2 separate regions of the Mus musculus genome follow, and region 2 is linked to region 1. Evidence: chromatin contacts called from ENCODE Hi-C or POLR2A ChIA-PET data. All regions are on one chromosome and are shown on one strand. The core of a region is the stretch at or near the end of the contact, and the rest is flanking DNA. Distances in the headings are between cores, read along the strand shown. Region 1 holds the start of Mgat5b (mannoside acetylglucosaminyltransferase 5, isoenzyme B). Region 2 overlaps Mgat5b (mannoside acetylglucosaminyltransferase 5, isoenzyme B).

Region 1 (5,356 bases), core at 741-3,240:
CAGCGGGCTACAAAGCTGACTAGGGATTTGGGACCAGCCAGAACCCTCTCAAGTTGCAGGAATCCAGTATAGCTCTGGAAAAGCCAGAGTCTTTCCCTGGGCATCTTAGGCCAGGGATTTCTGAGACACTTCAAAACCCTGCCCTCAGTCCTCCGGCTCTACAGACCTTTGCATTCACACAGACAACCTGACTGCTGCTGTCCCCAGAGGCTGCCATCTCAGCCCCCACAGAACTGGCCCAGCATGCTGATGGCAAGAGGCAGGTGGGCCACATCACCTCAGCCCCAACCCAGCTGGGTACAGGAGGTTGTCTGGAGGTACCGGGGATCAACCCAGAACCTGGGAGAAAAGCCAGCACCTGCCTTAAGGTTTATGATCGGACTCCACCTGTGGCCTAGTCCCGAGTCCCACCCCCACAACGGTGCCCATCTCTCCCTCTGTGTCTTCTGAAGCCCAGCTGCCAAACAAGGCAGTACTTCAGGCCTCCCAGACACCCTCTCCCCTAGTCTGGCCTCGGGGCCTAGCTCTGCTGGAGTCTGGGGGAAGGAAGTGGGGTCCCTTCTTGGACCAACAGGTCTTAGCGAGTCTCTCACAAACTGCACCCCTGCCTGGCCAGGACTGTCCACGGGAAGGGAGGGAGGGAGGGAGGGAGGGAGGGAGGGAGGGAGGGAGGTGTTCCATGCACCTGCTATGCCTATCTAGTCTGTTGGAGATCCGCGATTGGGAGTGAATCCCTAGCAGAAGGGGGTCCTTGCCCCAATCTTGGGGACGTTCCTGTCAGACCCAGGTTTGTCCCCCACCAGGAAGATGAGTGAGATGCAGGGGGAGGGAGGGGGAGAGGAAGGGGGATGAACTAGGCAGAGGATGGGCGGGCCGACCTAGGAGACAGGCGGGACACCAGGGGTGCTTCCTAGGCACCCCACAGTAACTTCGCAGCTCAGATAGGACCGACAAGAGATGAAAAAGACCGCAAGGGGCAGGAAAGGGACTTGCTGGCTGGGGCCACTTTGGAGCCCAGGACCTTGATCTTGGTGTTTTCTGACTCCATGCTCACCTCTCTATACCTGATATCGTTCCAATCTTGGTCAACTCAAGAAAGATCCAGACCCGCACCCCCCCACACACACACATACCCCAACCCTATCTAATTCCGTCTTCCCATCCCCATGGCCCTCATCGAGAATAGACTCGCGAACCTCCTTTGCCACCCGAACTCGCACCCCCTGAGGGGACCGACCTCGCCCAGCTCCACCATGAGTCCCCTTGGGGAGGTCTTGACCTCCCTGCGCCAACCAGTAGAGAACTTTACCGAAAGGGTCTCAGGGTGACCAGGCATCTTCTGACCATTATCTTCCCATCTGGGTTGACTGTGATCATTGTTCAAACTTGTCTGGGCGAGAAGCCGGGGGCGAGGCCGGACGCACCGTCCTGGGCCCGGCTCTGACCGCCTCGGGAACCACGAAGCCGCTGCGGGCCGAAGCCGGGGGGTCGCAGCACCGAGGGAGCGCGGGGCACGGTGGCTCTGCAGCCCCGCGCGGGGCACGGCGCGGCCTGGGCGCGCAGGGCAGGGGTTCGGCGAGAGCTTGGGGCCGGGCGCTCTCTGCGTCTCCGCCCTCCCCGATTCACATTTTGGGGAAGGCGAGGCGGCGCGCCCCCAGATCGCCGGCCGCGCGTCTGCCTGCTAGGCTCGCTGGCTGGGCGGGACGGCGCCGCGGCGCGCAAACGGGCTTCCCGCGGCGGGCGCCCTCATTCCCGGGGCCCGCGCCCTCAGAGCCGGCTAGAGGCGGCCCCAGGCCCGCACCCCGGCCCCCCGCACCTTCCGGCCGCGCCGCTCTGCAGCCGCGCGCAGCGCCGCGCCCATGGCTTTGGGAAGGAACGGCTGCGCGCTCGCCTGCCTTCGTCCTCGCCCGCCCGCTCGCCCGCTCGGTCGCTCGGCCACCCGCGCTCCGGGCTCCGGGCTCCCGCGCGGCGCTACAACCCGAGGCGCCGCATTGTTCCCTCTGAGGAGGCGGCCCGGGAGCGGCCTCGCGTTTCCTCGGCGCCTGAGCGCCATCTGGTGGCCGCAGTCTCGCTGCGCTCCCTCCCCGGGCTGTGCGAGGAGGAGGGGGACGCGAGCGCGGGAGCCATGGCTCTGCGCCCCTCCCTGGACCATGCAACTTCCTAGGGCATCCAGCAGACCGGAGAGCCGAGGCTGCTCCGGTAACTGCATCGCGCAGGGGAGATGGGGCGCGGAGAGGGGACCCTTGTCTCTCCTGCAGAGCACGAGCCACCACTACCACCCCCAAGAGCTTCCGTACCTATGGCTTCTCACCCGCTGATTCTCTCGGCAACACCCACCCACCCTGAGAAACTCCCCGAGTCCTCCCACTTCTCACTTGCCTATAATAAACTGGGGCTGTGGCATTCATGCCAGGAGCCGTCAGCTGTATGCCTGAGGTCTAGCCTTGGACCCTCTCAATCACTGAGTTAACGGGCTTTCTAGTATACAACTAATGACCAAAAAGCTCACCAAGGCTCTTTAAAGTCAATTCCCAAACCCACAGGCTTAAATTTTAGCATTGTTGAGCCCTGCGCACACCATCCCTGCGTGTGTGTGTGTGTGTGTGTGTGTGTGTGTGTGTACTGTCCTGTCACTTCCTCACTTAGAGTTGATGTGAGTTTGGTCTTGACAGCCAGGAATGAAATTATCACCCAGGCTTGTGGCAGCTGGAGGCACCCAGACAAGATGCATGATTTAGAGGCCCAGCAGAGACCCCATCGCCCTCAGACATTTCCTTAGCCAGCTGGCTGGAGTGCCCGAATTTCCCTCCTCCATCCGTCACTCTTTCACTGAGGCACGGTCAGACTGCCCTTGCTCAATGCAAATGTGCTACCTAGCGAGCGAGCGAACACATCAATTCGCCAACACCAATTTATCGCCTGTTTTCTCGTTGGCGGGAGTAAGGCAACTAGGTAACAGGTGAACGCTGGTGGAGAAGCAGACAAAGCAGTCACCGCTGGTAAGGAAAGGCTCAAGGGAGGCAGAGAAAGCTGCAAAGGGCCTGGGGATGCCAGGGTGCTTGGATGGAACCAGGTTAAGATGGAAGAAAACACGGGTGTCCTAATTAGGTTTCTGTTGCCGAGATAAATATCCTGACCAAAAGCAACTTGGGAAGAGAGGCTATGCTTGGCTAACACTTTCCCCTGGCAGTCAATCATGAAGGGAAGTCAGGGCAGAAACACAAGGCAGGAACCTGAAGGCGGGAGCTGACAGAGAGACTGTGGGGGTGTGTGTGGGTGGGTGTGTGCAAAGGCCGTGGGGGAGTGCTGCTTACAGACTTGCTCTCCAAGGCTCCCGTCTGCTTTCTACACCACCCAGAACCACCTGCCCAGGGCGGCACCAGCACAGTGAGTTGGGACCTCCTACATTATTAATCAAGAACATGCCCACAGGCTTGCCTGTAGACCGCTATGATAGAAGACAGTTTCTAAACTGGTAAGTCCTGCTTGTGTCAACAACAATAACAACGAAAAACTAGCCAGAGCAAAGGGCTTTCTCCTGAGCTGGGGAGGAGACTCACCATCACAGACTGTCTTATACTCGGTACCCAAGGCTTTGGGGCACTTCCTGACCAGAGTCGTGCCTGTCTGGTTTTGGGTAGTGCTGATCCAGCCTGAACGTCTTAAGACCACGAAGGCTCTGCTGGCTCTTCAAAGTCAAGAACTTTGAATGTGGTCCAGAGAGATGAGAGATGCTGAGCATGCTGAGAGATGGCTCAGCATGGGGAGACTGGTGACCTCAGGACCTACAAGGTAGAAGAAAAGAGCCCACTCTCTCACATCCCCTGACTTTCACACTTGCATCATGGCATACATGTGACCTCACACATGCACACATGACACACACACACACAAAAGAATGTCTCTTCTGACCTGACACCTCCCATCTCCCCAAGCTCAAGGGGGGTTGTTTATGCCTCTCTGACATCCCTGAGGGTTGTCTGCCCTAGTAGGTATGACTGCAGTGTACCATCTGGGGAAATGGCCTTCCTTCAACCAGAACTTGGACTTAGAACATGGGAAAGGACACTCCCAGCTAGGAGTGGTGTCCACCTAGCATCCTGGTGCTTAGGAGGTGGAGGGAGGAGGATCAGCAACTTACGTCTAGCCTTGGCTACACAGTGAATTTGAGTCCAGCCTGGGCTACATGAGACTCTGTTTCAGAAGGAGGTAGCTCCCCACTGACCTCTTCCTCTGGATCTTACTCTATTGGAACTGTCCATATAGACAGCAGAGGGATTGCCTGCCTCTGCATTGAGCAGCAGGCTCACAGCTAGTGGAGACGCAGAGGAAGAGCGAGGGTTACTTGCTATGACAGATTGTTTAGCCGTGTGCTTGCTTTTGCCAGCCTTGTCTCTGCAGTCCAGTTCAGTGCACATGGCCCCCTTGCTGGGCACAGTAGGAGAGAAATTATGAATCTAGTATTATGTAACCTTGAACACAAGAGATCTGTGCCTCAGTTCCCCCACTGTGACTCGGGCTATTTATATAGCACTGGCTTCACAAGGTTGCTATGTGGATGCCTGCCATTATTTCTGTCTGCTGTAGCTGGCACCACTGGTGCCTGCATCTCCTCTACACTCGCCTCTACACACTAAAACTACTGTTCCTGAGACAGTTCTGCTTGTGGGGAGAGGCTGTGGGGATATGACCACTTTCAGGGAGAAAACTGAGGTGGCCCCAGAAACACCCTGCAGCAACAGATAGCTATCCTGCCTGTGTCCCACTTAGGTGTGATACTCCGAGCCTCGTGTCCCACACACTCCTGGTAAGACAGCGCTCTTGTTGCTGAGTTGCCCATTACTCTATGATTCCTTGTGTCTGAGAATAGCCACCCTCTCTGTCCCATGACAACTGTCATTCTTCAGCCAATACTCTTGGGGTCAGCTCCCAGACAAACGATTGCACTTGAGTCCCTGTCTCAGAACCCCAAAACCAGAGCCTTGCAGAATGGACCCAGGGTCTTCACCCCTGGGACACAGCAGACTCAGCTGTGGAACTCAGCAAGACCAAAGCTTTATTCTAATTAGGTCCCTGATGTCACCCTGTTGGCACACCTGTGCTTTGTCTTGAGGCAAGGTCTCATATAGCCCAGTGTCTACTTTTCTATTGTTATGAAGAGACACCATGACCAAGGCAACTTATAAAACTTAACTTGGGGCTTGCTCACACTTTTCGAGGGTTAATCCATTATCATCATGGTGGGAAACATGGCAACACCCAGGTAGCCATGGTGCTGGAGTAGTAGCTAAGAGCTTTGCATCCTGATTGGCGGACAGCAGTCAGAAGGAGAGGGGCACTAGACTTGCCTAGGACT
Region 2 (5,889 bases), core at 2,802-5,301, 36 kb before region 1:
GTTTCTCTGTCCTCCTCACAGCTCCCAACCCTCCACCTTCTTCGACAAACCTTCTCCCACCTTGTCTCAAAATAGAGCAAAAGTCACTACAGGGGATGTTCAGTCCCTTGGTCCCAGCTCTGGTTTGTCTGCACAGACCACCCCTCAATACTGGGTTCCCTTTTTCTTCCTTCCTGTAAGTGCAGAGGCCTGGGCCTCTGCCTTGAGCTGTCCCCTAAGGTGACCGGCAGTCTTCAACAACACCCCCCCCCCCAGCCTTCTGTGGGCTCCTTCAGGACAGCATTAAGAAACAACCAAAGTTTCCCCAACTTGCAAGAGGGGACAGCACACCTGCTGATAGTGTCAGCCTGTGTCACCAGAAGACAGGAGGCCCAGCCTCAGTTCCCATGGCTACGATGGTGTTTGGAGAAGAGGTCTTAGCCGATGGAGTCGATGCTAACATGGGGTGTTGAGTAGAGCCCTGATCCAGAGTGACAACTGTGCCTAGTAAAGAGGGGGAGGCACACAGAGGCATGCTGAGGGAAGACCATGAGGAAGCCAAGGAATAGGTTACCCAGAAGCCGGAAACTCTGAGGCCCCCAGAGCAGGCCTAGACTCACCTCAAAGGACCTAAGTGCTGCTCAACTCTAACCTCAGGCTGCGGCCTCCAGAACCGTGGGTGATAATTTCCTATTATTCGAGGAATGCCCAATCTGTGGTGTTCTGATTAATCGTTCCATTCCCACCCTGGCACTGCCAACTTCCTCTTCAGTCCTTGTCAGAGCCAAGCTCTAGGAAGAGGCCACCCAGTCATAGTCACTACCACCCAACTATCTTCTCAGCCTAGTCTTTGTGCTCACAACTCAACCCAAATGTCTCTCATTCTGCAGTTGACAATGATACCCATGTCATCAAATTCCTTGTAGAACTGTCTGTCTCCTTCTTACCTGACTTCTATTTGATGTATGCGCTGAACAGCTTATTTTTAAAGAGTTATTTATTTATGTGTATGAGTACACTGTCACTCTATTCAGACACACCAGAAGAGGGTATTGGATGCCATTACAGATGGTTGTGTGCCATCATGTGGCTGCTGGAATTGAACTCGGGACCTCTGGAAGAGCAGTCTAAAATCATCTGAGAGGAGGCAGCCACAATTAAGAAAATGCCTCCATGCCAGGTGGTCGGGAGGTAGAGTTCGACCTCTGTGAGTTCGAGGCCAGCCTGGTCTACACAGTGAGTTCCAGGACAACCAGGGCTACACAGAGAAACTCTTTCTTGAAAAAAACAAAAATAAAACAACAACCAAAAAAAAAGAAAGAAAGAAAAGAAGAGAAGAGAAGAGACGAGAAAAGAAGAGAAGAGAAGAGAAGAGAAGAGAAGAGAAGAGAAGAGAAGAGAAGAGAAGAGAAGAGAAGAAGAGAAGAGAAAAAAGGCCCCATAAGACCAGGCTATAAGCAAGCCCGCAGAACATCTTCTTAATTAGTGATCAATGGGGAAGGCTCCTCCCACTGTGGGCAGTGCCATCCTTGGGCTGATGGCCGGGTTCTACGAAAAAACAGGCTGAGCAAGCCATGTGAACAAGCCAGTAAGCAACACCCCTCCACAGCCTCTGCATCTGCTCCTACCTCTAGGTTCCTGCTCCGTTTGAGTTCCTGCCCTGGCTTCCCTCAGTGATGGACAGGGATGCAGAAGTGTAAGTCAACCAAACTCTTTCCTCCATGAGTTGCTTTGGTCATGGTGTTTCATCACAGCAAAACAAACCCTAAGACAGTGTTTTCTTTTCCTGGATTGTTTTTTGACAGGTGTTCATACATAGCCTGGTATATATAGCCGAGGCTGGCCCTGAAATATTATCCTTCTGTCAAGCCACAAAGAAGTGGTTTTAGAGGCATGCATCCCTCATCTGGTTTCTTATTGGCTTTTGTGTATATGTGTGTGTGTGTGTATGTACATGTGGAGGCCAGAGGAGGATGTCAGGTGTCATGGTCTATCACTCTGCCTTATTCCCTTGAGACAAGAGTCTCTCAGTGAACCTGGAGTGAGGCTGGTGGCCATAAGGCCCAGTAGTCCTGCCTCTATCCTCCATAGCACTGGGGTTAAAGGCATGAGTATGGCCGTACCTGGCTTTTGAACATGGGTGCCATCTGGTGAGACAGCAAATGTGCTAACTCTGATTTCTTTTCCTTTCTTACCAAGTCACTAATGTCATTCTGGGGACCCACCTAACCCTGATTACATCCTTAAGACCCCCACCTCCAAATGCCACTCACATGACTATGGTGAGCAAGTCTCTTACACATAAAGTCTGAGGACATCCTCCATCTTAGTCCCATTTCTGTTTCTGTGATGAAGTACCCTGCCCTGCCCTGCCAAAAACAACTTAAAGGAGAAAGGGCTTAGTAGGCTTGCAATTCCAGGCAACAGTCAGGCCATGACTCTGGGGGAAGTCAAGGCAGGTACTTGAAGCCATCAGTCATCACATCACAGTCAAGAGCAGAGGGCAATGAATCCATGCACACATGCTGGTGCTCACCTTGCTTTCTGCACTCTTAGACAGTGCGAGACACACACACACACCCCTGGCCTAGGGAATGATGCCACCCACAGTGGACGTAATCAAGATTATCTCCCACATCCGGGTCCACAGGTTAACCTAATTTCGACAGTCCCTCATTGAGACTCCTTTCCCTGGTGATTCAAGATTGTGTCAAGATGACAAACCACAGCCCCCATCAGAGAATGGCAGTAGCTCCACCCAGTTACCATTGTCAACTGCCCAGCTCTAGTTCTATCTCCTGAGAAACAGCTGGGCCATGTCCCATTAGCTGAGAACAGTGTGAGACAGTCATAGCCAGATCTGCACAGATTCAAACCCCAGAACCTGTCACAGTTTAATAAGAAGTGCTACAGCTTAATAAGAAGTGTCCCTCACAGACTCTGGTCTGGAGGGTTGGTCCTTCGCTGGTGGTGCCATTTTGGGAGGTGGTAGAATGTTTAGGAGGCAGAGCCTGGTTGGGAGAAGGAGGTTTATTCCCTCCCTTCTGGCCATTACTTTATCCACGTGTGTGCGTTTTCACACATGTGTGGGTGCACGCACACATGTGTACACACACATGTGGAAGCCGGAAGTTGGTATCAGGTGTCTTCCTTCATTACTTTCCACTTTATTTCTTATTTTATTTTATTTTATTTTATTTTATTTTTTTTGAGACAGGGGTTCTCTGTGTAGCTCTGGCTAGCCTTGAACTCAGAGGTCTGCCTGCCTCCAGAGTGCTGAGATTAAAGGCATATGCCTCAAGGCCTAAGCTGGAGCTCATCAGCACAGCTAGACTTGTTAGCCAGCTTGTCCCAGGGATCAAGTCTCCACCTCAATTGCTCCCACTACCACGATGTTCTGCCTCACCTCATGCCCCATCCTTGGCTATGCACTGCCACGGTGTTCTCTGTGCCTGACCTCACGCTCAGATCAATGGCTCCAGAGGAGCTTGGACTGGATCCTTATATGGCATGAGCTAAAAATAAACCATCCCTCCTTTTAAAGTGTTACTCTGGAGTATTTGTCACGGGGAAAGAGAAGTCTGACTGCCTGTCACAGCCGGCCAAGACAAGCGCACAAGGCAAACAAGATATGGTTCCCGCTTCTGACATTCCTGGGGCAGGGGCCCTTGAGCAAACGTCCCTGGGTTGGAGTCTGATTCCCTGCCTGACTGCACACTGACAGCCATGGAGTTCTCCCTCCTCTGTTTCCTTGTTGAAGCTCACCCCTCTCGGGCTTCCATCATTTACCAGTTAAGACAACTAATTTTCTACTAAACCCAATTTCACTCATGGATGGAGGAAGAGCCCGTCGTTTCTCCTTATGCCATGTACTATTAACGCTTGAAATTATGCAAATAAAATTGGCGAGCGCTGCCAATTCTCCTCAGGCAGAAAAGGCAAGGCTTCCCTCTCTAACACCCACTGTGGAGACAGGCTTTTAGGAGGACAGCTCTGGATGCTCCAGGGGACGGGGGCCTTACATCTCCAATGCACACTCAGCGGGAGCGAGGTGTGGGTGTCTGACATCACCTCAATGCGCACTTCTCACGGGGCATTGTTCTCTCACACTACCTCCCTCATCCAGAAATGTCTTGATGCACCAGAGTCAAATGTGGATTCTGCACACTGCCCCAGACATCCCTCCAGTGAGCCAGTTAATTAAAACGCCAAAACGCGAGGAACAGAGAAAACCTGGCTCATCCATCCAGACTTCTTGTTAGTCAGCGGACGGACGAGACACCTGGCAGGAACATCTGTGAATTAGCTACAACCAGGGTACAAGCCATGTCTTTGCCCCGGCGCCTGCCCACACAGGGTCTGGATACAGCTGAGGGCGCTTTCAGAATGCAATGGCCCTCAATTCCCCATGCCCTGCTGCTGTTGCCGGGCTAACAGGTGACCATGCCTCCATTCCCATCCTCCCATGGTTTCTGTCCAGGCCTATCCAAGCTGAGGATACTGTTACAGATGGCCTTGTTCCCCGCCTTACAAGGTTCACATGTTGCATCTTGACTGCCTCCATCCCCCACCAGTTTCTCAGCATGTTTCTTTATTTGGAAACAGTATCTTTACAAAGGGGACAAAATGAAGGCAGTGGAGATAGCCCAGTGATTAAGAGCTCGGGCGTTCCTACAGAGAACCCATGTTCAATTCCCAGCATTGATTTGGAAGTTCACACCCATCTATAACTCCAGTTCCAGAGGGATCTGTGGCCTCCGAAGGCACCAGGCACACATGTGGTGCCCAGACATATGTGCAGGCAGATATAATACCCATATACATAAAGAAGTTCTCTTTAAAAAGAAATATGGGTCACCTGGGCCCTCCCTCGTGTGACTGTGACATGTTTCTCAACCTTATTGTGTGAGCCAGGATCAGTCCTAGTCTTGTTTCTGTTTGTTATGATAAAATATCCCGACAAAACACAGCTTACAGAGAAAGAGTTGATTTGCCTGCCATTCCAGTTTTACTCCATCCTTGTGGGGAGGTCCAGGCAGAAGCTTACAGCAGCTATGCACATAAATCAAGAGCAGAGGGAATGAGTGCACAAAGGCTTCCTTCTCTGCGAACTCTCTCTATTCCTAAACAGTCCGGGTCTCCTGGCCTAGGGGATGGTGCTGCTCACAGTGGGCTGGGGTCTTCTCACATTGATTAAAGTAATCAAGACAACCTCCTCCCACAGACGTGCCGAGCTTTTATAGACAAGTCCTCATGGAGATTCTTGTATCACGTAGATAATTACAACCAACCATCACAGGGTCTCTTATTCTGTAGCCAAAACTGGTCTCAAACTCACGGCAACTCTTCTCTTTCAGTTCTGGCTCCTGAGTGCTGGGGTTACAGGTGTGAACCACCATATCCAGCTAGGACCAAGTCCTTGTAATGGGAGAAGGGTGGATACTGACACACACGCAGGGAAGAGGCCCAGCAGATGGAGGCAGGGATCAGGCTGGTGTCTACGCGTGCTAAGGAGCACCCCCCATAACGGACCTTTCCCTAACGGCTCAGCCTGTAACAGCAAATCTCAGAATTCTGGCCTCCAGGGCCACGAGGAAGAGGCCCTTTTAAGCCCCCTAGCCATCACGCCTTTGTTGCCACAATTCGAGAGAAACCCAGTACATCCCCACTGTCATCTCCGTGAAAGGCCACAGCTCAGCATCCACCGGCTTTTACACCTGTCAATCTTACTGCAGTGGGGAAAAAGGGGGGTCTTTACATCCAAGAAAGTGTGAGATCACAAAACACACACACACACACACAGAGTGCAGGCCCACAAGCCTAGGGATGGCACCGCTCACAGTGGGCTTGGTCCCTCCCACATCAATTCCCAGTCAAGATCATTTCTTGCAGCCATAGTCACAGGCAGAT

What was found. Hi-C counts contacts between places; a loop is a spot of excess contacts on that map. ChIA-PET counts read pairs that join two places held with the same protein, here RNA polymerase II (POLR2A).
Region 2: a map of left cerebral cortex shows a loop between it and region 1 (3-fold over the local background). The contact joins the enhancer-like site here to the promoter of Mgat5b in region 1. A Hi-C loop is called at or near these places in 1 of 37 maps with a recorded cell type or tissue (left cerebral cortex). POLR2A ChIA-PET finds 5 or more read pairs at or near these places in 2 of 5 experiments (both embryonic stem cell).

The regions. Positions count from the first base shown.
Region 1 is chr11:116,915,497-116,920,852 of GRCm38, reverse strand. It overlaps Mgat5b (mannoside acetylglucosaminyltransferase 5, isoenzyme B), which reads right to left and starts at 1,990. Exons shown (of 18, transcript NM_172948.3): 1 at 1,310-1,990. The coding sequence starts at 1,377.
Region 2 is chr11:116,952,592-116,958,480 of GRCm38, reverse strand. All of the region lies in intron 8 of Mgat5b (mannoside acetylglucosaminyltransferase 5, isoenzyme B), which reads right to left. Among named protein-coding and RNA genes, the nearest start is that of Gm33829, 24 kb to the right of the region's middle. Within about 2 kb of position 4,051, at least 1 of the 3 ENCODE cell types and tissues checked has a DNase peak (open chromatin) inside an H3K27ac peak, as active enhancers do; it is left cerebral cortex, where a contact is called at or near this core.